3 separate regions of the Homo sapiens genome follow, and all the other regions are linked to region 3. A link is a loop called in an ENCODE intact Hi-C map of the cell type or tissue named here. Cell type or tissue: HCT116. All regions are shown on one strand.

What was found. Peaks named below come from ENCODE experiments on the same cell type or tissue, not always from the same donor. Only the 100,000 strongest peaks of a DNase experiment are listed, where the experiment ranks them.
Region 1: it touches region 3 in a loop (7-fold over the local background); 21 of 110 quality-filtered maps call a loop at or near these places.
Region 2: a loop joins it to region 3, with 4 times the contacts of the local background. A loop is called at or near these places in 2 of 110 quality-filtered maps.

Annotation. Positions count from the first base shown.
Region 1 is chr6:124,866,560-124,874,559 of GRCh38, reverse strand. No RefSeq gene overlaps it. Among named protein-coding and RNA genes, the nearest start is that of RNF217, 92 kb to the left of the region's middle. In HCT116, a CTCF peak has its summit at 3,754 (motif pointing left); a DNase peak (open chromatin) is centred at 3,729; H3K27me3 peaks cover 684 bases.
Region 2 is chr6:126,167,659-126,175,658 of GRCh38, reverse strand. It overlaps a transcript of TRMT11 not described here. Among named protein-coding and RNA genes, the nearest start is that of CENPW, 170 kb to the left of the region's middle. In HCT116, a CTCF peak has its summit at 4,581 (motif pointing right); a DNase peak (open chromatin) is centred at 4,599.
Region 3 is chr6:125,766,831-125,774,830 of GRCh38, reverse strand. No RefSeq gene overlaps it. Among named protein-coding and RNA genes, the nearest start is that of TRE-CTC1-7, 9.5 kb to the left of the region's middle. RefSeq lists an enhancer at 3,100-4,022. In HCT116, a CTCF peak has its summit at 4,851 (motif pointing right); a DNase peak (open chromatin) is centred at 4,800; H3K27me3 peaks cover 407 bases.

The DNA of each region.
Region 1 (8,000 bases), 900 kb after region 3:
TAATTGGGGAAATCTTAGCAAACACAGTGAATTGTATAATATTAGTATCCTGGTTGTGAAACTATACTATTATTTTGCAAGATGTTACCATTGAGAGAAACTGGGTAAAAGGTACAGAGGATCTCTCAGTATTATTAAAACTGCACATGAATCTATAATTATCTCAATAAGAATGTCAATTTAAAAAATTGGCCCTGAACTGGCAAAACCAATAGCACCTTGGCAGAGAAAAGTGAGAAGCTACTGTGTAGAAATGCTTCCAATAAGAAGCCCCTTCACACTCTTAGCTCATGAAAACAACTCTGTCTTGGGCCATTCAAGCTGCTATAACAAAATATCTTCCATTGAGTGACTTATAAACAACAGAAGTTTATTTCTCATAATTCTACAGTCTAAGAAGTTCAAGATGAGTGCACTGGCAGATTTGGCGTCTGGTGAGGGCCTGCTTTCTGGTTCACAGATGGCATCTTCTAGCCATGTCCTCACATGCCAGAAGTGGGGAGCTAGCTCTCTGGGATCTCCTTCTTAAGAGCATAACCCCATTCCTGAGAGCTCCATAACACTGCTGAAAAGGCCTGCATGTTTAAAATTGTAAGGCTTATGAAAAAATGAACCACTACAAAAGAATGTCAGAAAATGCAATACGTGTGAGGTTCACATCCAATAATTCAAGATGGAAGAATTTGAAAAAAACCTGTCAAACTTGTCTGTCTAAAATTTTTTAGGAAATGGTGGGAAAAAAAGAAGCCATAAATCAATGACAAGAATATTCTGGAAAAATATCAGGAGGATTGAAAAAAGAACCAACTAGAAAGTATAGCTATAAAAGTATATCTAATAAAGAATTTTGTGAAGAGGTTAAAATAGAAGATCAAAAAGAACTCAAGATAAATTTAATGACTAGATGAGAGAGATGAGGAAACGAACCAGAATGTAGTACAGAAAGATAAGGACATGGAAACTGTAAAAACAAACAAAAAAATTAAGAGATGATAAAAGCTGTAATTAAAGAACACAAAGAAGAGAATGGACTCAAAACACTGGTAGAATTTAGAGTTTGATTATGAAAGGTATGTGGGAATTGTGAGAGAGAGGATTGACAATGGATGTGAGATCTTTATTTTGGAAGACATTGGGAATTTGAGGTATCTGCAGAAAATTTCAGTATGATGCACAGTATTCAGTTATGTTTATGAACCTGGGCTTCAGGGGCGAGCAACACACTGGAAAGACCTAGAAGAAAACTAAAGCCCAGAAATGTGGTGGAAACTTTCCTGAAGTGAAGAACAGAGATTTACACCTACATGTCAGAAGGATTGATTTACAGACAACTAACTCAAGCCGAGCGTGGAGTAGATAGAAATCAGTATTAAAAGTATTTGTTTTTGCCCAGACTTTTAAGAGGACCATATGATAAGGTGTAGCCTAATGGTTCAGTTACATAAAAGCTTTTGATACACTGCAATAAATGAGCATCTTACCCTGAAAAGTAGATCATTAAAGTATAATTATTTTTAGAGAATAAATGAAATAAATTAGCTGCTTTGGAGGTAGTTACTAGGTTATTCTTGATAAGAGTAAGGAGCAAATTGCTAGAGTTAATGATGGTTGGTTTTAGGGAAGTGATCACTGGTCAACATAATTTCATTTTCAGTATTATTCAAACAGAATGAACGTTTTTGCAAGTAATGTCTGTTGAATTTTAAGCATTAAAGAATGAAAAGGATATATTTGCTCATTTATACATTAATATGCTGTATCAGTGTCAATACATTTAGAACTTTACTATTAATTTACTTCTACTTACTAGATTTTCTGTTTTGTAGGACAAAATCGTAGTAGGTAATGGTATAGGAATCTATCTAAAATAATGGGGCTGGAGATTGTGATGTATAGATTAGTCAGATTAGCAGGGTTGGAACATAGACACAATAAATTTGCTTAGGAGCTTGTTAAAATGTATGGAGAGTTGAAATCTTATGCAAATCATGTGTACACGAACCTTCTGTTTCAGAAGATTCTTGAGCAGTGAGGGGCAATGGTTAAGAATTCTAGTTTTGTGGTCAAACACATTTGCTTTGTTGAGCAGTAGCTGTGAGGTTTTGAGACAATTAAGTAGCCTCTCCATGCCTTCATGGGTAAGTGGAAGACAATAACAGGACGTATATTGAAGGATAATAATGAAGATTAAATTAACTATAGCCTGTGCTATACAATGCCTGATAGGCAGTTAGTGCTCCAAAAAGTTTTAGGTTTTGTTAGCATTTGACATTGCCTTGGTGCTATCATTATATAATCAACCATCAATCTATGTATGAGAAAGCCTTAATGTGGAAATCTTCTGATAGTTTTCTGTATGTGGTTTGTATATTTTTTTATTATTTATTTATTTATTTTTCGAGATGGAGTCTTGCTCTGTTGCCCAGGCTGGAGTGCAGTGGCGTGATCTCGGCTCACTGCAACCTCTGCCTCCCGGGTTCAAGCAATTCTCCTACCTCAGCCTCCCGAGTAGCTGGGACTACAGGCACGTGCCACCACCCCTGAGTTATTTTTATATTTTTAGTAGAGATGGGGTGTCACCATGTTGGCCAGGCTGGTCTCGAACTCCTGACCTCATGATCTGCCCGCCTTGGCCTCCCAAAGTGCTGGGATTACAGGCGTGAGCCACCGCACCCAGCCTGGTTTGTATTAAAGCGCAAACTTTAATGATAGAGGCTTTATAAAATTAGAAAAGAAGACAGTCATTTATATTGAGCAGCTGTGTTACAGGCACTGTGTAAGAAACTTGTACACATATATTATCTCATTTAATCTGCCCAACAGCCTTGTATAATAGTAATTATTCTTCTCATTAAAAAGTTAAGCAAAATTCTATGTTTCAAGTGTCACAGAGATAGTGACAGAGCCATTTTCAAATCCCCAGTCCCTCATTTTTACATCCTTATAGAAAATGTGATTAAGCCATAATATTGATTGAATGGAGATGAATTTTTTCTCTTCTTGGTGCTTCAGATAATGTAATTGACTGAAGTAGTACATGCTCTAACCCTTTACTCCTTCTCTTTTGTATGTAACTATGCTGGAATTAAGTTGTGAAATAATTATGGTTTTCATAGTTTCTGGTAATGTCTGAAAAATTACTAATATATAGATTGTGAGGTCTGAACTGATAAAATTAGAGAGAGAGAGAGAGAGAAGGAGAAAGATAAATATAGATATAGCTATTAAAAACAATAAGAATCAGTCAGATTTGACCGTAAATGGATAAAAGACTAATTCTGCCAAGAATCATAGAGATTCGACATTTGTATAGCCTTAGGAATGTGTCTGTAAATTTTAGCAACACAGAGAATTAGACTAGAAGAAAGTTGTAACAAAGGGAAAAATGACCCCATTCTTTACAAATTCTCAAACATTTTTATACACAAAAAGGCTATATTATCATACATAGGAAAAACTTACAAATACTTGTATGTATTTAAATATATCAGTGGACTTTTAAAAATAAACATGCCTCGAAAGCAAGCATTTCATGTTAATGGCATTAAAGGAGTTTATATTGAGTTTGGGACAAAAGATAAATTATTCCATATTTAAATCCTTGGATGATGGATCAGAATTTTTTGCTGTCTTCTTGAATTTATATAGTTTAGATATTTTTGGTTTAGAGTTTGTTTATACAGGTTCAAAAATTTGATCAAGTTTTAGCTTTAAGAAAGCTGGAGTTTGAATTCCAGGCTTAGAGCTCCCTCTTCTGCTTACTGGTAGATATGGGAAATCCTGGGTTTTTATCAATGAATTCCAAGATTATGTCAGAATTCCTACATCCATATTTTTACAATTAACTTTCTGAAACGTAGCTGGAATTTATTACTTTTGATAGTTAGTGATTAACCAGTTTACCTGAAAAACAATGTGTGATAACCAGGGGCAATTTGCATGTACCAGAAACCTCTAAAAAAATTCTTATATTTAGAAGACAAAATTTTAGGGGTCAAATGGAAACATCATAAGGATAGAAGAAAGAAGGAAGGTAATGTTATTAGGTAGTTATATGTTAAGCAAAGTACTATGTATTCCCCAGCCATTATCTCAAAGAGTTTAATGATTGCTGGTTTGACAAATGACAAAATTGAGGTACAAAGAGTTTAAGTGACTTTCCCAAGCTCATGTAGCTGGTAAATTCAGACATCAAGGTCCTGTCCTCTGTCCACTAATACACGAAGAACAGCAGTCAAGTGCAAAAAGAGTGTTGTAGAAAAGAGAAGAGTTTGTGACTTATTTATTTATTCAGTCACTCATTCAACAAACGTGATTAAATTTGTGGATTGTAGAGTATACATTGTTAAAATAGATTCTAATTTATAATATTTTAATGGGCAAATAGACTGAGTTATAAATACTGTTACATGTTACATAATCTCTTCATCGTTACAAGTACTAAAATTGTGTTCTTATTTGTGTTTTTCATGGTCAAAAGAGAGGGAAAGAAACAGAAAGACTAATTTTTATTTAGTGTCGACTATATGCTAAGTGTTTATGTATTTTGTTTATATTAGTTGTCACAGCAACTTCATGGTATTAGGCATTTACTTTTTTCTTTCTTCCTTTTTAAAAATTAATAGATGTTATTTCTTGGAGTGATTTTGGGTTCACAGCAAAATTGAGCAGAAGGTATATATATATACTCCCTCCCCCTACATATGTACAACCTTCCCCACTATCAACATCCTCCACCAAAATGGTACATTTGTTACAATTGATGAGCCTACATTGACACATAATCACTGGAAGTCCATAGTTTACGTTAGTGTTCACTCTTGGTATTGTACATTCTACGGGGTTGGCCAAATTTATAATGACATGTAATTACTATTATAGGATCATACAGAGTAGTTTCACTGTCCTAAAAAATGCATGTGCTCTGCCTACTCATTGTTTCCTGGCTTTTAATCCCTGGCAACTACTGATGTTTTTACTGTCTCCATAGTTTCATCTTTCCCCAGAATGTCATATATTTGGATTCATACAGCATGTAGCTCTTACAGATTGGTTTCTTTCACTGAGTAATATGAATTTAAGTTTCTTCCATGTCTTCCTATGGCTTGATACCTCATTTCTTTTTAATGCTGAATAATCTTCTGTTGTCTGGATGTACCAAAGTTTACCCACCCATCTACTGAAGGACATCTTAGTTGTTTCTAAGTTTTGGCAATTATGAATGAAGCTACTATAAACATCAATGTGCATATTTTTATATGGACATAAGCTTTCAATTTATTTGGGTAAATACCAAAGGGCACAATTGCTGGATCTTCAGGTAAAATTGTGTTTACTTTTGCAAGAAACTGCCAAACTGTCTTCCAAAGTGACTGCACCATTTTGCATTCCCATCAGCAATGAATGAGAGTTTCTGTTGTTCCACATCCTTACCAGCATTTAGTGTTGTCAGTGTAGGCACCGATTTTTAATTATCCTGATAGGATGGCCATACATCCTGGCTTGCCTCTGTCTCACAGTCTTGGTTAATCCTGTTGTGCTGGTTTAATTATTAACAGTACCCCTCTCCCCTATTTCACTCTTTGAAGAACCTTGATTCACAAAATGTATTATATGTCCTTCTAATTATCCACATGTTAAACTTGTGAAAACTAAGGTCCAGAAAAGTTAAGCAACTTGCCCAAGGTCACCAGTTTGTAAATTGTCAAGTACAGGGACTGGGAGAAAATGCTGCCTGACCCTAAAGCCCATACTCTTCCCACTGTGCCAAGGTTGTGTCTGTCTGCAACATCTTCCAAACGTCTTCAGGGCCTTTCTGACTCTTCCTTGCCAATTGAGGGATATGATTCATTGCTTATCTTTTAGATTTTATAAGATAGTCATAACTGCAATTCAGCATTCCACATAACATATAATTCCATTTTCAAAATGAAACAGAGGTCTTGCTGACACAACCACTTATGAATGCTAACAGCTTTAAGTGGCTGCATTGGTTGCTTTGTATATTGATCACCAACAATGCTTTACTGGGTCATATCAAAAGGCTCTTATAATGTTGATAGACTGTATTTTCTTTGTGTAATATTTTGCTTTTTCTGTAAGGCTCTAACAGATGAAAGTGTTAACCTTGTTGAATAATAATTTTGCAAATGCTTGTTCTGGTAAAATGGTGACATTGTCAGAGACGAGAGAGTCTTTTGTATTAAAACTTTCAATGGTGGGGTCATCAAATGTATAAATCCTCAAAATTTATCTTCTGGAACCTTTTACACAGGCAAAACACGCCATATGAACATGGGGTCAGCATGGGTTAAAGCCAAAATGTGAAATGCATAGCAATAGCACCCTTGGGGGCAGAACTTATAAAAAGGCAGTCTGGGGGTGTATAGGAAGGATGTGCCTAAAGGGAAGTGGTTCTACCCCTTTTTCTTAAGGATAGTGGTGGGCTCTGAACAGCTGGATAGTAAGATACTGTACTTGATAAAACTCACTCATTTTAATGTGACTTAAAACATGTCTTCCCCCATGAGTATTTGAATTTTAAAAAATGATAAGGTAGACAGAAATCTCTGCATTAGTTGACAGCCTAGACAAGGATACATATGATACTAAGGGGTCTGTCTGGAAAGGCTCAATTCAAAGTTTATCTACTCACAATTTGTAGGACACCTACCAAGACAGTGGTATGGGTTTTGCTGGGTTTAAAGAAACTTTGTGAATGATGTTTTTAAAAAGATGTTTTCTTCCTGGGCTTTGTTTCTGATATAAAAAAATCCAAATTATATATTCTTTTACTTCTCTCTCTTGGCTTAAAATAATATATACATAACATAAGTATGTCATAAACTGTCTTACTTTTGTATTTATGTAGTGAGAAAAGAATTTTTGTGTGTGTGGATAATGAGGGAGAAGGAAAGAGAAATATTTTAAAATCAGCACTTTCTACAGAGAAAAACTATCCTAAAATCTTGCAGAAGCACTTCCACAAAGTCAGCTGGCTGAGAACCTGTCCAATTTTTGCAAAATCCAATTGGAAGAATTCTTTACCATTTTCTCAGTATCTTCTTTCTCAGGTTGCTTATTAGGGATTGCCAAAATGTATTCCAATGTACATTACCAGAACCTTCCCTTTCTTTTTCTACTTACATGTCCTTGTGTGTGGCCTTTTAATAGCCCATAATCAGGTGAATTGTTTATGCTGCAGTTAAGAGAAGAAGGCCTTATGCTGGCGGCACCCTGGTATGTTGCCATGGAAATGCCATGATCACTAATTCAGCATTAGGATTTTTGGCCACACTATGGAAATGAGCATAGAGAGAAGGCAGGTTGAGATTTTCTTTAAAATGATACAAAATAACCTCAGTTATACTTGTCCCTTGCTTATGCAACAGACATGTTCTTTGAAGAGTTATTTTTTAAATATATAACTTTAAAAACAAAATCCTATTAGAGATGTTTTAAAGTAGCTTGATAGCTATCATCAGCTGGAAACAAACAATAGGAAGATTTTTGTTGTTGCTATTGTTTTTAGTGATAACAGTACTTATCACCTGGTTATACTATTTTTTGGAAAATTAAATTTGATAATATATGGAATGTATTATCTCAGCATGGCACTTCACACTACAGTAGGCAGATTTCTAAAGTTGTCCACCCAAGATTTCCATCCCCTGGTTATTCAACCAAACACTAATCTAGATATTGTCCTGAAAGGCTCTATACATGTGATTAAGGTCACCAATCAGCTGACTCTAATTGGGCCCACTGTAATCATATGAGCTCTCAAAGGCAGAAAATGGAGGCAGAAACAGCGATATGGCAGATGGGGAAGTCAGAGGGAGTTGAAGCATGTGAAAAACTTGGTCCAATGTTGCTGTGAGCCAAGGAACGTGGGCAGTAACCTGTTCTCATCCTGAAGCTGAGAACAACCCCTGGCCTATAGCTAGCAAGAAAACAAGTGCCCCAGTTCTACAACTGCATATAATCGATTCTGCCAAGGG
Region 2 (8,000 bases), 400 kb before region 3:
TGTGAAAGGATGAAAGGAACTGGAAAAGAAGTCAGCCGGGAAGCTAGGTATCAGAGCAAACATAATGAAATAGACTTTTGTTGCCTTTAGTGTTTGAATAATGCTTATCCAAAGTTTTCAAGTTGATTTAGATAACCTAGCAATCAGCTAAATCAGATATTTGAGGGCAGTTTTTAGCTTTTTCTTTTTCAAACCCAACCACAAAATAAACTAACTCTTGCTACAAAAACAGTCAGCCTCTCTGGTATTTTGGCTCCACAACTCACATCTCAATGAAGCCAAACCCCTAGGAATGAAAAAATATCTACAAATGCACACAAAACTTACTAAACCTATGTCAGAAAAGGGCCAAGTGTGTCAGGTTGGAGAGGACCCTGTACACTCTAATCTCAAAGTAGATCAAGCTATAGCAGGTTTAATTCTTCTATACCTTGATCTATTGCTAAGCCCCTCCAACTATTATTGACAAGAATACCTGGGTTCAATCACTGTCCCAGTACCAGGGGTTTGAAACAGTAGAGTGGACAGACACAGGAAAAGTAGTCAATGATACAAAACATTCCAATATGTGTATCATACTGGCTGAAGGTAATATGTTAACATCATAGTTGGATAGTTTGAAGCCAACTTAGGAAAGCTGCAGCAACTTTGCACATACAATATGCTCCTTTTGATACAACATTCTGTAAGAAATCATTTTCTGAGCTTTGGTTGTTATCATCAAGAATGGATGTGGTTGGGACTCACCAGGGTGCTCCATTTCTGTCATTTTCTCTTTTTGCGACTCACTCTTCTGCTTCTCAATCTGCTCTTGCTCTCTCACTGTCTTTTCCTCTGAAAATTCAAAGGCACAATTATAGCATGAAGTTGCAAAGGTTTTTTACCTTTCACCTGCAAGGAACTAACAGGCAAGGACATTCAGGGTGGGGATGTAGACCAAAGAGAAAAATTCCTTTAACTAGATATAACCTTAATTGAAGAATTTTGACTTGTCCACAAGAGATCTGTGATAATGGAATCAAATACTGTTCCTATTTTACAAAACAGAAAGCATTTATATTAACTGCCAGGGAATAAACACCTCTGTTTGTTTTTTGTGTAAAGTGCTAAGTGCCATATAGGCAAGCGTGGTTAGGAACAGTGTGGCTTTAAGGTCCTGAGGCTGAGAGAAGCATCAACATTTTCCTCATTATTTGGGTAGAATGCCATAAGGAAATTTCCATATTTTGGTAAATTGAAGGGCATGGTAGCCCAGCAGATGTCAAGAAGTACAGATACGAAATTCATACCCTGAAATGTCTGGCAGCTTTTTGTGGGCTTCCTGACATTTAACCAGCAAAGACTGTAGATGTGTCTGAAATAAGACTGTTCCTTTGCTTTCTGTGACTTAGACTTTTCTGGGTTTGGAGTCTTCTGGGTTTAGAGTTTGTAAAATAAAGATCAGAATGCTTGCAGCTACACCTTCACCAACACTCCACCAATGCCATTCCTGAGGATAGCCTATGAGGAGTGGGCGACAGTGGGGAGTGAGAGGCTGCAGAAAGGTGAGGAAGGAACATGTGTTGCCAAGGCCAGTGCTCCAAATAAAAACATCAGGTTCTGGGATGGAACTTGAGATTCTGCATGTCCAGCAAGCTCCTAGGAACACACTTTGAGCAGCCAGGACCTTGGATCAGTGCTTCTCACACTATCTGTTGAGAAGGAATAGCTCCCCCACCCACATGATCCCAGGCAGGACTCTGCTCTTCTGTTCCCCAGACATTCTCCTGGGGCAGAGAAAGAGGCCACAGTGACATGACACACTAATCACTTCTGCAGCACACCAGGAACCAGATGCACCATCAAAAATTCTGCTGGTTTCCAGGTTGGGCATATGAGGAAAAAGACAAAAAGAATTCTTCACTTCACTGCTTGAGGCCACACAGTCTCTGTAACACACTGAAGGATGCTAAGTTCCTTTGGTTTTCCTGCAAACAACCGCTAACACCAGTCTTGTATTTAGAGTAGGATTTAAAATCCATCCACAGCCCATACTTTTTAAGGAAGCAAATCATGGGGTTGGCTTCCCATATGCTTCTCATCTCTGGGGTCTGCTTACCAGTTGACTTCTCATAGCATGCTTGCCCCGACTGCCTTGCAGTCTTTTCAGATGAAATTCAAGATTCTCCGGTAACTGTAGCAGGACAACTCCTAAGATCAGCGACCTTCCAAATAACCTTCTCATTCCTCTCATGTTCAGAGAATGGGAAAGGATGCCAGAAAGCTATGTGAGGGTGAATGAGGGCCAGAATTGTAATTTATATCTATGACCTGACAGAAAGGTGGAAACGGGGAGAATGTTACTCAATACTTTTTTGCACTGTACTAATCTCTCCTCAAGGATGCTTTGCCAAGACAAATCATATATTTTTATATAAAGCATCTACCATTTCTACTCCTTTGCCATAAACAGGCATTTCAAACTTAGCAAGGGCAAGAGAACTTTTTTACTAGAATAGAATGTTAGCTCCTTGAAGACAGAAATTCTGCTAGGCTCATTTACTGCCATACCCTGAGCACCAGAATAATGTTTGGCACACAGTAGGTGCTCCGAAAACATGTGTTGGCAACTACCTAACCATAATGGTAATGAGGGCATTGCGAGGCCTCATGACATATCTTCTCTACCTACATATTGTACACATCCTTCTTACACCCCGGTTCACCTCCTGCCAGCCTTTCCTGACTCTTCCCACATTTTATAAACTCCCTTCCCTTCTGTGCAAATTTATTATCTTCCCAGTATCCTCACCTCATCTATATGCCTCCTTTGTTCTACATTTTCTCTGATCTTGCATGTATCAGAGACTTTTACAGCATAAGTTTAAAAACTTATGAAACAGTGAGTGTTACAGCTCCACTGTCCCTTCTAAGCTTACTGCCTAGAACCATGAAAGAATGAAGACTCTAGTTTGCAAAGATTTCCTGCAGAGGTAACAGCTGTGAGTACAGCAAATATTGGACGGATGGGACACAAAGTCACGCTAACAGTATTGAAAGTGTTTCAATAAGACAGAAAAAAAAATACACTTGAAGAAAATGTCCTACTTCACACTTTTGACCAGGGCTAGAATAAATCTGTGAGGAAATATTTGTTGAGGCTTTATGTGATTCTGAGCAATCTGTGAGGTAAAAATCACATAACTACCGGGGACTCTTTTCAGATGTAATGAAATGCAGCCATGGTCCAACCTTGACTAGAGATTCTGCATGGGGGTTCTGCCACATGATGGGAAAGACAGATGGCCCACAGGATTAGTGTTTCTCTGCTCACATAACTTCTTGGAGTAACACTCAAGAACAGACCAAAATGACATCTTATTCTAAGTACCTCCCTTTGTCGATGTGACACCTCAGCAATCCCCCCACAATGACAGAATTTTGGCTCCTCAGCTAAACTTAATGATGCAGAAATAATTCAGGACATGAAAACTGAGGGGAAAAAAAGGTGCTGTACTAAGCAAAAACCACTTAGGGAAAATACCTTTTTTTTTAAATTTTGATCAAGTAATTCAGCCACTCCAAACAATGTAATCATGTTTGTGTTTCTCATTGAGCACTGGTGAAAAACATTTAACCTTTTTTTAAAAAGCCCTTTAAAGGCCAGGTGTGGTGGCTCTTGCCTGTAATCCCAGCCGTTTGGGAGGCTGAGGCGGGTGGATCACCTGAGATCAGGAGTTTGAGACCAGCCTAGCCAATATGATGAAACCTTTCTCTACTAAAAATACAAAAATTAGCTGGGCATGGTAGCAGGCTGCCCGTAATCCTAGGTACTCGGGAGGCTGAGGCAGGAGAATCGTTTGAAGCCGGGAGGCAGAAGTTGCAGTGAGCCGAGATCACACCATTGCACTCCAGCCTGGGCGACAAGAGCGAAACTCTCTCTCTTAAAAAAAGAAAAAATCTTTAAAGACACAGTTTCTCAAGATCCGATTTTAAAACTACAACATTAAAGTATCACCACCTAATAGTATTGTCACACCCTCCACTCTTGTGACAAATTGTTTTATGACTATTCCCTCCCCAGTTCTCACACTAAGAATACTATAAGAGCAGTTAAAAAAAAAAATCTTGGTTTCAAGTTTTCTTAAATCAGCTACAGTTCAACAACCTGAAATAATTAAAAATAAATTAGAACCTAATGTTCAGTAACCCAATCATAGCATGTGGCTAATTGTGAGTATCCAGTCAACACCAGCACCAAGTTCTGATGAAATAAAACCATCCCACTGACATATCCCCGGCACCCACCACCCCCAAGACTCTTAGGATACAATGTCTATCTATCACTTGCCAGGGTTACTTCCTTCTGTTACCACAAACACTCCCATTGCCAGCAAAAGCCTTAATCAGTCTTGAGAAAAAAAAAAAAGTAAGCGAATCCTGCTTTTGCTTTCATAACGCTATAAAAATACATATAGCCTCCTTCGATAGTTATCTATCTCCCCAGTTATGGCCTCCCCAGAATAAATTCTGGTGGGTTTAAGTAGATGAAACCAAATACTTCGAAGTTCCTCTTTCCATAGTAATTACTTACCTCACAACCAAAAGAGGGCAGCACTGAGGGCATCAGTAAAGGAGGTCAAAGTTAAATAGCATATTTAAGTGGGGATCAACCTGCTCATTAAAATCACCTGGTACAGTAAAAAATACCATCCCCAGAGTTTCTGAATCAGCTGCCCTGAGGAGGGACCTCTAAGGCATTGACATTTTATTGATGCTTCCCAGGTTATTCTACTGTGCCTTGTAACCAAAGCAGTTTTCACTTTATGTTTTTCCCTTATTTTCACTTATTAAAATATTTCACTTATTTTCACTTAGTAAAATAGGTTTTCCCTTATTTTCAGCAAAGTTAAACCTGGAAAAACCCCCAAAGAGCATCGAGATTGTGCTTCTCAAACTTCCATGAGGGCACAGATCAGCGGGAGATCTTGTAAAAATGCAGATACCACGTCAGGAAGTGTGGAGTGAGACCTGAGGTAGCACAGTTCTGGCGAGCTCACAGGTGTGCCTCATCTGAGAACCACACCTTGTTCTCCCTGTTAACTTTACTAGATAAAAAAAAATGAGACCCAGACAGAGACTGTGGCTTCCTTCAGGTAATACAGCCAGCGAAAGAACAAAATGTGATCAGAACTGAACATAATGACCTCTGTCTTGGGTTACCACAGCAGCTGACATATGGAAAGAACATCCACTGAATTTTCTATGGGAAACTGGGAGAAAACTAAGTGATAAGGAAATTTTGGCAATTTCAAGTATAAAAAACTCATAGTGTAAAGTTAGTGTAAATAAACTAGGGAGAGGGTTACAATTAAAAAAGTAAGAATCAGTTTCGGGTTTTTTGGTTTTGAAGCAGGAGGTATGAATGCATGGTAAGAGAATAAAACAAACTGAACAGAAGTGAAAAATAAGCAAACCCTGTATAATAGCACATGAAAAAGGGCACAGAGAGGGAAAAAATGAAACAATAGAAAATAAAAGACACCAGGCTGACAAAAGGAAAATAAGAATAAAAGTAGAGAGCTGGAAAATTAGACACAGGTTCTAAAATAAAAGGAAAATACAGCAGCATGGAAAGGAACAAAAAGAAAAATCTAATGAGACGGGAGGATTCCTGGAAAAAGACTATATAAAATAAATTGCAAGAGAGTAGAGACCATGAGAAGGTAAAGTACTAAAGACAGTCAGGAACCTGAACACATATAAAAAAAAATTTGTCTTATTTAGTAGAAAACAGAAAAGAAGTTGTATTTCATGAAATATCATGGTTTTTATTTTTCCTGTTTATATTTTTTAAATAACAAAAAGTAATTTCTCCATTACCAGCTGGGACCTGAAAGATTTGCACAGTTCTAGGAAGGGGAAGTAAGAACTCTTCTGAGGCTACCATCTCCTCTAGGCAGAAGGAGTTGAAAAGAAAACAGGTTTAAGTCCAAAAGCATTCCATTTTTTGTGTCCTATGTAAAATATTATGGGACCCAGAAACTCTTCACCAGCCAGGTGACCACATATTTTACCACAGCATGAGAGACAGGCTTTTTTGAAGAAGCCATAACTCCAGCTTTATGAACTGATCCAGGCAGTCAAAACCAAGAGGAATCATCTTCAGGAGGAAACGTTTCCCCTGAGCATGTATCTGTGAAAACTAAGTTCAGACTGATGAGTCTTTTCGACATGGGTAACACTAAGCACCATTGTTGCCCAAATACATTTAGATCGTGGCTCTAGGGAAGTCCCTTTAATTACATATTTCCACTGACCATTTCCATTCACTAACCATAGCTCATTTCCAATTCCAAAACATCACTTAGAGTCTCAAGGAAGAAAAAAAAATATTGCAGAAGTTTTCTTTCCTATAGACCAAACGTTAAAAATTCAAATGCCTACAAGGACAGGGCAGCTCACACAAATGGGTAAAGCTGGCCTGCCTTAATAAGACTGGGAGCACGTGTCACATTAAAAGGTAGCTCCATCTACCCAGTTCCAGTATGCAGAAATGCAGACTCAGTGCTACCACATGCACCTGCATTCCAGGAGACTGAAGAAATGCAGATTCTTAGGTGCGATCTCCTGATTTTTAAATGTTAATGATTAGTTTGTTCGTTTGTTTGGTTTGATTTTGGAATAACTTTGCAATTCTGTTTTAGATCCTGCATTTTCGTTGGAAAAGATGGAAAATTTTCTTAGCAATCAAAAAGGAAAGAAGTAGACATAATGGTATGAGACAAGTGGATCCACCACAAGTAGACTCACCCATAAAATAAAGCACAAGTGGTTTGTACTTTTATAACATTTCTTTTCATGGCAGGGCATGGTGGCTCGCACCTGTAATCCCAGCACTTTGGGAGGCCGAGGCTGGCAGATCACAAGGTCAGGAATTTGAGACCAGCCTGGCCAACAGGGTGAAACTCCTTCTCTACTAAAAATATAAAAATTAGCTGGGCGAGGTGGCACACTCCTGTAATCCCAGCTACTTGGGAGGCTGAGGCAGGAGAATCGCTTGAACCCAGGAGGCAGAGGTTGCGGTGAGCCAAGATCGCGCCACTGCACTCCAGCCTGGGTGACAGAGCAAGACTCCTTCTTGGAAAAATAAAATAAGACCTCTTTTCATCCAAGGAGAGGGAAAGTGGCAATTCTAACATAATGGCCAATATGATCAGTAGGATACAGCTGGCAAAAACTTAGCCTCACTTCTAGCATTTATTCCTATAGCTCCATATATTGAGAGCATTTTCTTTCCATTCACCAATGACATGTCATTCATATCATTAACAGAAATAAGTTTAGTTCTTAGATTTTGACTTGAAATCCCCTGGGTAGTCCCTTTTTACTCAGTATCAACGACTGTTGGAGAAACCATAAAGAACTCCCCCTAACACTGGTTCTGACTACACAGCTTTTCTAGGAGGGCTGAGGTTGCCGGTGTAAGAGAAGGAGTTCCACAGCTTCACTGTTCAGCATTAATATTCACTGATAAAAAGAAATGTGTTTCTTAATATGATAACCAGCTCCTAGTCTCCTGAGGCTCCACTGTAGCTGAGTTTCATGAGGCCCACATCAATCTTCCAAAACACATCTGAAGCCATGCAGTTCACATTCCAGCTATAAATGGGAGACACTGACCCAAGTCCAAACAAAAACAAAAATCATCCAAAACCTCCTCTTTCCAACATCACAGGCTTCTGAATAAAATGTTTACATTCTCCCAGGCTGGAGTTCTTCCAGACAGGGCTGGAAACCAAAGTCACAGTGAATATCAGAGGCTGACTGATTACAAATCAGGAAACCTACCCAGAAACATATGTCCGAGGTGGAAAAAGAAGGCTGGTCTGTTGAGCGTATGAAGACTGGGAAATACACATATGTGCTGTATCACTTGCATACATTTGAGAAACTAATGATTATCCATAGGCACAAATACAGACACACACCATATACACACACATAAGAGCATTGCCTTC
Region 3 (8,000 bases):
ACACAAGTATGTGGAAGAATCAGAATTCCAAACAGGATATGCCCAGCCTGAATCTTGTATTCTTTAATACTCCCCCAATTATAACAAATTGTCTGATAGCACTATGGAGAGTCTCCTTTAGAGAGATTATTACAAATAGGGTGGTTTGTGGGGAGTTTTTGCATAGAAGCAAAGAAGAATCACTGGAAGTTATTTTTAAAATGTATAATTGAATTCTATGCATTACCAAGTTTGGTGAAAGTTAATCTAGTAGCTGCTTATTAGGAGATATTAGATTCCATAGAAAGAACTGGGAAATTTTCATTAGTAAGTTTAATGACAAATACAAGGTACTTGCCCTTATGAATAGGCATGTTTGTATGTGACAGTGGTTTATTCTTTAGCACAATTTTTACCCATTTAAAAATAATCTTTGCCACATCTTCATGTTGATTATTATTTTATTGACTTAAAAATGGTTCTTTACTTTTTTATCTTCTTACTTTAACGAGTAGACTATAGAAAAACATTTTTCCATTAGTTAAAAAGAAACACATTTAAATTTAAACTATGGATCTACTTGATCAATTACCTCTTCTTCTGCTTATTATAGCCTCTGAATTTCTGTGGTATATATAGGACTTTATATAATTTGTTATTGTTTTGTGTAAGTTGTGCTTTTGTAAATTCCCTGAGACCAGAGTTCATAACTTTCTATTACTTTGTGTTAAAGTGGTAATTGTATAATTGGTGCTCAAAAATTTTTCCTGTTTTTTAGTCTTCATTTGATCGCTGAAGGCAACGAAATGATAGATAAGCCAAGAGCTCCACAGCAGAGGGCAGGGTCTATGTTGTATTCATTTTTGTATCCTCCAGGCTATGATAGTACTTGGCATATAGTAGCAATTCAAATGACTCTTGTGTGAAGAAATGAAAGAATGAGGCAAAAGACTGAAACTGGAACTTTTCAGAAGAAACAAGGGTGACCAATAAATCTTTGAAAACAGAATCAACCTCTTTTCATGATCAGGGAAATGCAAACTAAAACAAAAGAGATACTGTTTACACTCATCAAAGAGGCAAAATGGAAAAATCTGGCAATATCAACTGTTGCCAAGAATATAGAACAATGAAAAGTCTCATACACTAATGGTGGGAGTATAAATTGGCATAATAAAATAAACTGGAAAACATTTGATATTATCTAAATTTGGAGATTCCCACACCCAGCAATTCAACCTCTGGGAAATCCCCGCATGTGTGCGCCAGATGTGTACAAGAATGTTCACAGCAGCACCATTCATAATACACCCAAATTGGAAGCAAGCTGACTGTCTATCAAGAGTAGAGTGGGTAAATATGTTGTGGTATAGTCATACAATGAAATACTACAGAGTAGTAAAAAAAAAAAAAATGGATTGCATCTCCACTTATCAACATGATGAATTCCAGGAAAATAATGTTTAACTTAATAAGCAAGTCAAATAGAGTATAATCCCATATTATATGAAGTTTTAAAATGCTAAATTAAAAATATTGTTCATTGATAGACATATAGATGGTAAACCATAAATAAAAATAAAATAGTGGGGAATGGGGAATGGAGAAGATGGAGAAAAGAAAAAGTACACAAAGGGCTTTCAAAGTACTAGTGGTGCTAAGTGCTAAGCTGGGTGGTGGGTACAAAGGTATTGATTCTCATTTGATTATTTATACCTTTACCTATTATATAACACAGCATTATATAAATGTTATGCTATTCCATATATAATATATTATATATGCATATATAATATGAGTTATATATGCTATATTTATATATGCTATATGTTATACATATGCTATATATTATATATGCTATATGTTATACATATGCTATATATTATATATGCTATATATTATGCTATTCTATATATTCTATATAATATATAATTATATATTATATAATATGATATAGAATATATTCTATTATATATATATAATATAGAATATATATATAATATAGAATATATTCTAATAGAATATATTCTATATTACATATAATAGAATATATTCTATATATATAGAATATATTCTATATTACATATAATAGAATATATTCTATATATATAGAATATATTCTATATTACATATAATAGAATATATTCTATATTATATATATAGAATATATTCTATATTACATATAATAGAATATATTCTATATTACATATAATAGAATATATTCTATATTATATATATAGAATATATTCTATATTACATATAATAGAATATATTCTATATTACATATAATAGAATATATTCTATATTATATATAGAATAATATATAGAATAGCATAACATATATAATAGAATAATATATAGGATATGTTCTATATCATATATAGAATAATATAGAATAGCATAACATATATTATATATAGAATAATATATAGAATAGCATAGCATATATATAGCATTATATATGTAGACAGAAATGTAGAGCTGTCATTCATATAAGAATAGCATCGCCTGGCGCAGTGGCTCACGCCTGTAATCCCAGCACTTTGGGAGGCCGAGGCGGGCAGATCACGAGGTCAGGAGATTGAGACCATCCTGGCTAACACGGTGAAACCCCGTCTCTACTAAAAATACAAAAAAACTAGCCGGGCGAGGTGGCGGGTACCTGTAGTCCCAGCTGCTCGGGAGGCTGAGGCTGGAGAATGGGGTGAACCCGGTGGGTGAAGCCTGCAGTGAGCAGAGATCGCGCCACTGCACTCCAGGCTGGGCGACAGCAAGAACTCCGTCTCAAAAAAAAAAAAAAAAAAAAGAATAGCAGTATGATGGGCTCAGCCTGCATATAATTCTTTTCAAGTGAAGTCCTAGAAGTCTACTTCTTGGTTTAATTGATAAATACATATTATATATTTATATATTATATATATAATAGCATAACATATATAATGCTATGTTATATATTATATATAATGTTATAATACGCTATTCTATATATTATATATTATATAGAGAGAATAGCATATATATAATGCTGTTCTATATTAATTCAATATTGAATTAAAATGAAAAATAAAAATAAATGATAGGTAATGTTTGGGCCAACTCTTTGGGATTACGGCATGGAAGCGATAGTTAAGCAAAATTCCACTCCCCTCTATTGCCATAGTTTATAATGGTGCTTTTCCTTTTTTTTTTTTTTTTTTGTTGTTGTTTTTTATTGATCATTCTTGGGTGTTTCTCGCAGAAGGGGATTTGGCAGGGTCATAGGACAATAGTGGAGGGAAGGTCAGCAGATAAACATGTGAACAAAGGTCTCTGGTTTTCCTAGGCAGAGGACCCTGCGGCCTTCCGCGGTGTTTGTGTCCCTGGGTACTTGAGATTAGGGAGTGGTGATGACTCTTAACGAGCATGCTGCCTTCAAGCATCTGTTTAACAAAGCACATCTTGCACCGCCCTTAATCCATTTAACCCTGAGTGGACACAGCACATGTTTCAGAGAGCACAGGGTTGGGGGCAAGGTCATAGATCAACAGCATCCCAAGGCAGAAGAATCTTTCTTAGTACAGAACAAAATGGAGTCTCCTATGTCTACTTCTTTCTACACAGACACAGCAACAATCTGATTTCTCTATCTTTTCCCCACATTTCCCCCCTTTCTATTCCACAAAACCGCCATCGTCATCATGGCCCGTTCTCAATGAGCCGTTGGGTACACCTCCCAGACGGGGTGGCGGCCGGGCAGAGGGGCTCCTCACTTCCCAGCAGGGGCGGCCGGGCAGAGGCGCCCCCACCTCCCGGACGGGGCGGCTGGCCGGGCGGGGGCTGCCCCCCACCTCCCTCCCGGAGGGGGCGGCTGCCGGGCGGAGACGCTCCTCACTTCCCAGACGGGGTGGCTGCCGGGCGGAGGGGCTCCTCACTTCTCAGACGGGGCGGCTGCCGGGCGGAGGGGCTCCTCACTTCTCAGATGGGGCGGCCGGGCAGAGACGCTCCTCACCTCCCAGACAGGGTCGTGGCCGGGCAGAGGCGCTCCTCACATCCCAGACGGGGCGGCGGGGCAGAGGCTCTCCCCACATCTCAGACGATGGGCGGCTGGGCAGAGACGCTCCTCACTTCCTAGACGGGATGGCGGCCGGGAAGAGGTGCTCCTCATTTCCCAGACTGGGCAGCCGGGCAGAGGGGCTCCTCACATCCCAGACTATGGGCGGCCAGGCAGACGCTCCTTACTTCCCAGACGGGGTGGCGGCCGGGCAGAGACTGCAATCTCGGCACTTTGGGAGGCCAAGGCAGGCGGCTGGGAGGTGGAGGTTGTAGCTAGCCGAGATCACGCCACTGCACTCCAGCCTGGGCAACATTGAGCACTGAGTGAACGAGACTCTGTCTGCAATCCCGGTACCTCGGGAGGCCGAGGCTGGCAGATCACTCGCGGTTAGGAGCTGGAGACCAGCCTGGCCAACACAGCAAAACCCCGTCTCCACCAAAAAAATACGAAAACCAGTCAGGCGTGGCGGCGCGCGCCTGCAATCGCAGGCACTTGGCAGGCTGAGGCGGGAGAATCAGGCAGGGAGATTGCAGTGAGCCGAGATGGCAGCAGTACAGTCCAGCTTCGGCTCGGCATTTGAGGGAGACCGTGGAAAGAGAGGGAGAGGGAGACCGTGGGGAGAGGGAGACCATGGGGAGAGGGAGAGGGAGAGGGCTGCCACATGTTCTCATAAGTGGGAGCTGAATGATGAGAACACATGGACACATGGGGTTGAACAACACACACTCGCTTTTTCTGAAGTACAAAAGTTCCAGGTTGAACTTTCTGAAGTTGTTCTGAAAGCAGGTCGAAAATGGTAAATGTGAAAATAAACCACAAGGTGGCGTCCTAGTCTCATGTGTCTCATTCTGATTCTTTAATCAAGTAATCCCACTTTTGAAATGTTGAGGATTTTTTCCCTTTAGTTTCTTTCTTCTTGTCATCAATTGTGCTTTATTTTACTTGTATATGTATATGTATTGTGCTATCAGATTAAAGACTGGGGAAAGCCATTCAAATAAATTTAATGCAACAAGTATGCTGGTTCAGCATATGACGTTCATTCATTCCTTCCTCATTCCATCAGTCATGCATTCATGTATTCATTCATTTAACCAATGTCCAAAAATATTTGTTGAGCCTCTTTTCTGTGTCAGATAGACGCAGGGCAAGAGGTCCTGGAGACTCAATGATAAGCAGAAACATAGTCACTGTCATTTGCTTTGAGTGTGGTGGTGAAGATAGACAGTAATCATACAATCACAAATTTAAATTGTGACTGACAAAGCCTATGAGGAAGAAAGGAGAAATAGGTGGTTCATATAGTTCTACAGTGAGGTTTTGAACCAGTTGGAGATGTCAGAGGAGTGATCCATTTGTTGAGATCTGAAAGATAAAGATGAGTTGCCTAGGTAAGAAGGAGAGAAAGGAACATTCACACAGAAGGAACATGTGCAAGGCCTTGTAGCAGGAGGGAGCGAGGAGAATACCAGAGGCTGAAAGAAAGCCAGGAGGGCTGGATGGCAAGGCAGAGGTATCAGAGAGAGGTGAAGAGAGGCCTGGGAAGTAGGCAGTAGATGGATCTTGCATGGCCTCGTAGTGAGGTGAAGGATTTTGTCTTCACACTAAGAACATTAAGGAGCCACAGCAAGGAAGATGAAGTAGCAGCTCAAAACCCGTGCCCAGTCACGGGTGGTTCAGTAGTTTTATGAGTACTGTATATATGAAAGATCCTGCACTGAGTATTAGTGGCCCAACTCCGTTCACCTTTGTGTGATTTGCTTTTTGATAGTGAGGGACATCACTTGAAAACAGTAATGCAATTTTAATCTCATCTATGCTCACTATATTTTTTTCTTTTGAAGAAACATGACCCCATTGTATTTATTTTGAATCAGACTAAAAACCATTGCTTTTGAAGACAGGAAACATAAAGTGTGCTATCCTAACAAACAGATAGACCTATTTAGCTCATCCACAACAAAATAAAAACCCCTGGCACCTCGAATATACAAGATATAAAAGAAAATGTTGTTTGCTTTGTGGTCACTTCACCTCAGAAAGAATCAAGTACTAGAAATTAGGAGACCTGGATCATGTCACTGTGGGAAAGATGATCTAACGTGGCTATGCCTCCATTTTTCTCATCTGAGAAATGAAGCATAGTCTAGTTTATGTTCTTCTAACTCTGAAATTCTGCAAATCTGTGAATATATTCATAAAAATCAATATGTACATGTTATTCACTTAATGTAAAGAGAATGGATATTGGGGGACTACCTTGGTATATATTTGAATGAAAGTGTCTGAGTGGGAAAGCAGAAATTGTGTATAAGACCAAATGAGGCTAGGCGCGGTGGCTCATTCCTGTAATCCCAGCACTTTGGGAGGCTGAGGCAGGTTGATCACCTGAGATCAGGAGTTCAAGACCAGCCTGGCCAACATGGCAAAACTCTGTCTCTACTAAAAATACAAACAATTAGCCAGGCATGATGGTGGGTGCCTGTAATCCCCACTACTCAGGAGGCTGGGGCAGGAGAATTGCTTGAACCTGGGAGGTGGAGGTTGCAGTGAGCTGAGATCTCACCATTGGACTGCAGCCTGGGCTACAGAGCAAGACTCTGAATAAGAAAAAAAAAAAGACCAAATGAGACTTAATGTGGATATTAAAACATCTTTAATAAACTAAATTTGAATAAGCTGCACTATCATTTATTGATAATATACTATGTGTCAGGTCTTATGAACATTATCTCATGTAATCCTCAGAAAATCCTCAGAAAAAAAATTAGCCAGGTATGGTGGCCCACACCTATAGTCCCAGCTGCTAGGGAGGCTAAGGAGGGATGATTGCTTGAGCCTGGGAGGTCAGGACTGCAGTGAGCTGTGATCGTGTCACTGCATTCCAGCCTGGGTGACAGAGCAAGACCCTGTCTCAAAACAAAACAAAACTATCTTACTAATGATAAAAACAAAGCTTAGTAATTTGTCCAAAGTTCAGTAATTTGTCCAAAGTTGCATAGCCATTAAATCTCAAGATGCATCAGGTCTGTCTGATTTCAAAACCTGTTCCTTTAGTCTTTATACTTATTATACTTTTTGAAGAATTGAGATATTTTATAATGACTTATAAATATTGAATAGAGATAAATTCACTAGAATTATAAATATGGAGTTCAAGTTGTTTATAAGTGGTCTGATGAATAAGCACCAAGAATTTTAAGAAGCTCCCACATCTTAAACAAAATTGCTTAATAAACTTGATTTAAGTCATTAAACATGCATTTTCCTAGATATGGCTGTGAAGTTGCTGTATTATTAAGCAAACAACTTCCTTGTTAATGTCTTTACTGTATCAGTAGAAAATATACACTTACACAATTTTTTTTTTTTTTTTGAGATGGAGTCTCGCTTTGTTGCCCAGGCTGGAGTGCAGTGGCGTGATCTCGACTCACTGCATCCTCCACCTCCTGGGTTCAAGTGATTCTCCTGCCTCAACCTCCCAAGTAGCTGGGACTACAGGTGCCTGCCACCACGCCTGGCTAATTTTTGTACTTTTAGTAGAGATGGGGTTTCATTGTGTGAGCCAGGATGGTCTCAAACTCCTGACCTTGTGATCCGTCCACCTCGGCCTCCCTAAGTGCTGGGATTACAGGCATGAGCCACTGCGCCAGGCCGGAATTTTAACTCTTAAACTATACATTTAAGCATAACAAACAAATAACTTTCACCACTTCTCTCACTGTGTCATATCCTAAAGACAAACAATTTGTGAACTTTGTTTCTTCTTTTGTCCAAGCTCCTGATATCCAGAGCAAAGGGATTGTCTTGTCTGCTGCATCTTGGTGTTTGGAGAAGTGGCTAAATGCATTTATATCGAATTATTGTTCCTGTGTTGTTTTGTCTGTGGCTCCCACTCTTGGGAATCCTTGGGGTTTGAGGATCGCATCAAAAAAGTATCTCTGGTATGAGAAATGGTCAGTGTGGCCAGATAATTCATGGGTTGAGC